Linked DNA regions of Mus musculus: region 1 is linked to region 2. Evidence: chromatin loops called from intact Hi-C (ENCODE). Cell type or tissue: left cerebral cortex. All regions are shown on one strand. Each heading gives the region's core, and the rest is flanking DNA. Links, peaks and the distances in the headings are about the cores only.

Evidence for each region. Hi-C counts contacts between places; a loop is a spot of excess contacts. Peaks named below come from ENCODE experiments on the same cell type or tissue, not always from the same donor. Only the 100,000 strongest peaks of a DNase experiment are listed, where the experiment ranks them.
Region 1: a loop joins it to region 2, with 2.4 times the contacts of the local background. A loop is called at or near these places in 4 of 42 quality-filtered maps.

What each region holds. Positions count from the first base shown.
Region 1 is chr3:80,544,762-80,547,693 of GRCm38, forward strand. No RefSeq gene overlaps it. Among named protein-coding and RNA genes, the nearest start is that of Gria2, 260 kb to the right of the region's middle. In left cerebral cortex, for the core only: CTCF peaks have their summits at 1,271 and 1,474; a DNase peak (open chromatin) is centred at 1,601; H3K27ac peaks cover 1,986 bases.
Region 2 is chr3:80,668,474-80,671,405 of GRCm38, forward strand. No RefSeq gene overlaps it. Among named protein-coding and RNA genes, the nearest start is that of Gria2, 130 kb to the right of the region's middle. In left cerebral cortex, for the core only: no CTCF peak of the experiment used is centred there; DNase peaks (open chromatin) are centred at 338 and 1,734.

The sequences.
Region 1 (2,932 bases), core at 290-2,789, 120 kb before region 2:
AAAGCCTATAATTCCAACACTTGGGAAGCTGAGGCAAGGGGATTGCCAATTTGAGGTTAGCCTAGGCTACATAGCAAAGATATTCTCAAACTCCCACTCTCCAAAACAAACAAAAAGCCAATCTCTCTGTTTAGTTCATGTTCTTCACCAAGTTGTTTTTCACTTCATCTTTCCTATCCTACTTCGCCTCACCATTTACCAAAACAGAATGAATGGAGATATCCTAATTCTGTTTCCTTCCATATGACAGCCAACATTATGATATGAAAAGGTAAGAATACAGAACAACATACACTATATTTCAGAGCCTCTCATGGCGTTATCCATTGACTCATTATCCATTGAAAGGAAAGTGTAATCCACTGTATGAAATCCTGCTGGTGCACAGATGAGGAGGATGTGAGTAACAGTACAGTAAATGGAACTGAATCAAGATACAGTCAATCTTATTTCACTTGGGTAAAGAATAGGAGGAGCATTATCACACTCTTCCCCTGGTAAGCATACAGGTCCTCCTGATACTTCTTACAGATATCTGTTCATACATACCAACAATTGTTTATTCATGAGCAATCACTATGTACCTGGGTCTCGGCCATCACTACCTATTGATCTTACTGGTCTTCCTTGCTCCTTTTTACTCAGTCACCTTTCCTTCCTTCATGAAACAATGCCACTGATGAACCAGAATTTAAGTCCAAGGATACATGGGTAATATGAAGATTTTGACTTCCTCTAGTCATTTAGGTACAGGTCTTTGGAGGATTCTACATATATTTCAACGTTCATGGAAGAGCCCTTTAACATGTGAGCAGTTCTAAAACACAGTAGGTGTGTATGCTAATTTTTAATCAGAGATACTAATTTGTATCCTTTTTTTCTTTCTTTTATTTCTTTGTATGCTCTACTTTCTGAGAGATTTATGTCAATTTTTTTTTCTTTCTCTTTCACTAACTTGTCTATTTTTTCCTTTTCTTCCTGCTTGTATTTCTTTCCCCCCTCTGCATTGATAGTATCCAGTGCAAGGGAGGTACACTGAAATTAACTGCATTATCTGAGAGTTGGTCTTTAAGAGTGTCTCAATCAGATGAGGTTATAGAAAATGTCTGGGGCTGGAGAGATGGCTCAGCAGTTAAGAGCACTCACTGCTCTTCTAGAGGTCCTGAGTTCAATTCCCAGCAACAACATGTTGGCTCAAAACTGTCTGTAATGGGATCTGATGCTCTCTTCTGGTGCATCTGAAGACAAGTTCAGTGTAGTGTACTCATATAAATAAATAAATCTTAAAGAAGAAAATGTCTGTAAGCTTTTGTACATGATGATATGGGCCAAGTTTGTTGATGCCTTTATAGATTACAGTGTTTTCAAATTAGCATCTCCCAACTGTCCATGGCAACTTTTCAAAGTGTTTATACAAGTATAGGTTCTACTTTAATAGATCAGTGCCTTGTGGTAAGACAGTGAAAATGTAGCTACAAAATAGTTTAATTTAAAACATATAGAGAAAAATACAGGTAGAATAATCACTTCCAAAAGGACAGAGTGTAGCCATATTTTTTTCTGCTGCCAGAGAAATGAATCACTTTGAGAATTTTCACCTCCCACATTTTTCATGTACTGCTAAAGAAAGATACAACTTCCTGGCAAAGCTATGTAATTTTTTTATAGAGCAACCTTTCAAACACTAAAAGAATTATCTCTGTACTCTACACTGTATAATTATACCACCTGTGTAATGTATCATCTTTGAGCCCAAATCAAATACAATTTGCAAGTATATCAACCCTTCCCAGCACCAGAGATACATGTGTCACAGGATAGTGCTGCTGTTCTGTGTCAGTCACCAGATGTTCTATAGCATCATCCATTAAATATTCCATCTTTTAAAATGCTGTGGCAGGGGTGGCAAGGAATATTGCTACAAAATCCATTCCATTGATTTGCTAAAAGAAAACTTCAAATTAAGCAAAAGAAAGGATATAATGGCCATGGGATCTGGCTGTAATCCTGCAGTGTGAACACACCAACAAACTCACCAGGAAGTCCTACAGTGCCTGTTTTGTGGCTTCCAGGGGCAGGCAACTGGTTTACCTGGATGATCACATTTGACCAATAGAACTGAAGTTATGTACTTCCTATGATCATTTGAAACTGCTTACTGGAAAACCACAACAAGGAAGTTCCCTGTGAAGTCGGGCAAATGCTTTTTGGTTAATCAGCTGCTTAATCAAGTGATTTTCAAATCTCACACATTATCTGCTTTCTTTACAAGCTGTTCTTCAGAGGTTATTCCTAATGCTGTGGTTAGCTAGAATGCTTTTTTGAAAAATGTGTCTTCTTGCTTGTTTTCCCAATAGAAATGGAAGTCCATCGACCTATCTTCAAGGATTTGTTTTAAAATACATGCTAAGTTATTTTTATCTGTAATACCATGGTGCCCATCATATATCATATTTGAACTATAGAGTAAGTGCATTCTAGCTAAAATCGGATCCATTCTAGGTTGTTAAATAATACTATCATGGTTATTAGTTTAAGTTTCTCAAAATAAATTCTAAATCCTTATGATAAGGATGTCCTATTACTTATGAAATCCTCACATGAAATTTGAACCTCAGAAGCAGGTAAGGGTATGACATTTACTAGGTGAGAACTTGACATTTTGATGTTTTCAGAACATTTGAACAACTAATGTACTAATTACAAATAAACTACACTACTTAAATATTATTTTTTCTGATTTACACATTTATTTTTGTACAAAATGAATTTCTTGAGATAGGCAGAGCTTCAGTATCTAGGGATTGTGGGTGGGTTTTAAGAACTAGCTGGGACACGTAAGTAGGAATATCTGCTAGTGGAATACAAGTCATTATAATTCAATAATTATACATGTTTGTGAATGTTTAACAAACTATAAAGCTACTGAAAT
Region 2 (2,932 bases), core at 333-2,832:
CATCAATGGGAACAGAAATGGACATGCAATTTGAAAGAATAAAGATACTGTAGATATTATGCATGTGTTCTAGAAGGTACAGAAAAGAGGAAAGAGAAGACATCCTTAAGATGGACAAAAATCACCTTTCTAAATGAAATCTACAAGGTCCAAGATGAGAATTGCCCAGATGAAATGAAACCTCGTGAGATAGTTACAGAGAAGGCTCATCAAAGAGCACTGTCTGGTTACCATGGTGAAGAGGACAATTTGAAGGTAGCTGGAAAATGAAACACATGCAACTGAATCCCCGCAAATAAAAACAGAGAACAGAAAATCCACTTATTTCCATTGATATGCAATTATTTCTCATATTTGATAAAAACTCAAACTGACAGTTTCCAAAATTCAAGCAACTCAACCGCAAAAATCATGGACTGCTTGTTCTGAAGGCTATCCTGGCAAACTTTGAAGTCAGTGACAAGGAGAAGCGTGTTTAAAGAAGTTCCTGAGAACAACCCACTTACAGAAGGAAAGACAAGGAGAGCAGATTCCTTCTGAGGAACAGCACATTAGACGAGTGGATCAGACAATTTGATCAAAGATATATAACCCTTTAAAAGCAAGCTGACAGAAAGATATTTTACAATTCTAAAAATTGCTGAGCTTAGTCATTACCAGAAGACCTTGACTCCCATAGATGAAAAGAAAGATGCTAAAGGATATGTCAGATGAGAAAATCTGAATCCATCTACAAAGGCAAAAAAATAAAAAGAAAGGCACAGAATAAATAAATTCATGAGGGTAAACATGAAGGCATTTCCTTGTATAGCCATTTTTAAATGAATTTGCCTAAGTCAAAAAGCACTAATAGTAAAGACAACATCTGTAACATCTGAAGAACAAATATGTATTTATATATATTTATATATTTAGATTTGATATATAACTATCATATATATAATTTAAGTCCTATATAAATGTTACAATTCATGATAAATAAGCATTTACATCAGCAAAGACAGCTATACCTTATTCACCCGCACCCGCTCCCTGCAAAACACACACACACACACACACACACACACACACACACACACACACACACACACACACACACAGGTTAAATACGCAAGGTGGTGCATTTCAGTTAGTGTGCCTCAGTTATCTGTACTTGTTTCTTTTGAGTTTATAGTTCTCAGCTCACTTTCAGAAAGACCACATTTCTATTATGTTATTGAAATTGTCCCATTTTATGACTGATGGCAGTTTAGGATCCTTCTGTACAACAAGCAATGAGAAAGATCCCATGAACACCTGTTTATCTTGATGTCACAGGGGCTTCCCTAAAGCTCTTACTGTGACATCAGTAGCAGCATCCTTCTCCTCATAGCACTCAGGAAAAATAGCTGAGTTAAATCCAACAAACACATGGAGAGCATTGCTCAGTACTTTAAAATGAGCCACTAGTTTCATGCTAAGGAATGTGACAAAATTTACTGTAGTGTATTTGTCTTTTTCCTTCAGAATTAATAGAGTCCCATATTCTCCACATGTTGAACAGTTGTGGCCTTCTATGATAAGCTCCATATACAAGACAGCTTTTCCGTGAACAGTGAGACCTGCAGTAATCTGCAGGTATAAGAATAACTATTTACATGATAACCGCCAGTTGTGCCAGCACCTCTTGTTGAAAATGCTGCCTTTTTTCCACTGGATGGTTTTTAGCTCCCTTGTCAAAGATCAAGTGACCATAGGTGTGTGGATTCATTTCTGGGTCTTCAATTCTATTACACTGATCTACTTGTCTGTCGCTGTACCAGTACCATGCAGGTTTTATCACAATTGCTTTGTAGTACAGGTTGAGGTCAGACATGGTAATTCCACCAGAGGTTCTTTTATTGTTGAGAATAATTTTTGCTATACTAGGTTTTTTTGTTATTCCAAATGAATTTGCAAATTGCCCTTTCTAACTCAGTGAAGAATTGAGTTGGAATTTTGATGGGAATTGCATTGAATCTGAAGATTGCTTTTGGCAGGATAGCCATTTTTACTATATTGATCCTGCCAATCCATGAGCATGGGAGATCTTTCCATCTTCTGAGATCTTCTTTAATTTCTTTCTTCAGAGACTTGAAGTTTCTTATCATACAGATCTTTCACTTCCTTAGTTAGAGTCACACCTAAGTATTTTATATTATTTGTGACTATTGTGAAGGGTGTTGTTTCTCGATTTTTCTTTCTCAGTCCGTCTATCCTTTGTGTAGAGAAAGGCCACTGATTTGTTTGAGTGAATTTTATATCCAGCTACTGCACTGAAGCTGTTTATCAGGTTTAGGAGTTCTAAGGTGGAATTTTTAGGGTCACTTATATATCCTATCATATCATCTCATCTGCAAATAGTGATATTTTGACTTCTTCCTTTCTAATTTGTATCCCCTTGATCTCCTTTTGTTGTAGAATTGCTCTAGCAAGGACTTCAAGTACTATATTGAATACGTAGAGAGAAAGTGGATATCCTTCTCTGGTCCCTGATTTTAGTGGGATTCCTTTGCGTTTCTCTCCATTTAGTTTGATGTTGGCTACTGGTTTGCTATATATGGCTTTGATTATGTTTAGATAGGGGCCTTGAATTCCTGATCTTTCCAAAATTTTTATCATGAAGGGGTATTGGATTTTGTCAAATGCTTTCTCAGCATCTAATGCGAATTGATCCATTCTTAGCTCCTTGTACAAATCTCAAGTCTAAGTCGATCAAAGAACTCCACATAAAACCAGAGACACTGAAATTTATACAGGAGAAAGTGGGGAAAAGCCTCGAAGATATGGACACAGGGGAAAACTTCCTGAATAGAACAGCAATGGCTTGGACTGTAAGATCAAGAATCAACAAATGGGGCCTCATAAAATTTCAAAGCTTCTGTAAGGCAAAACACACTGTCAATAAAACAAA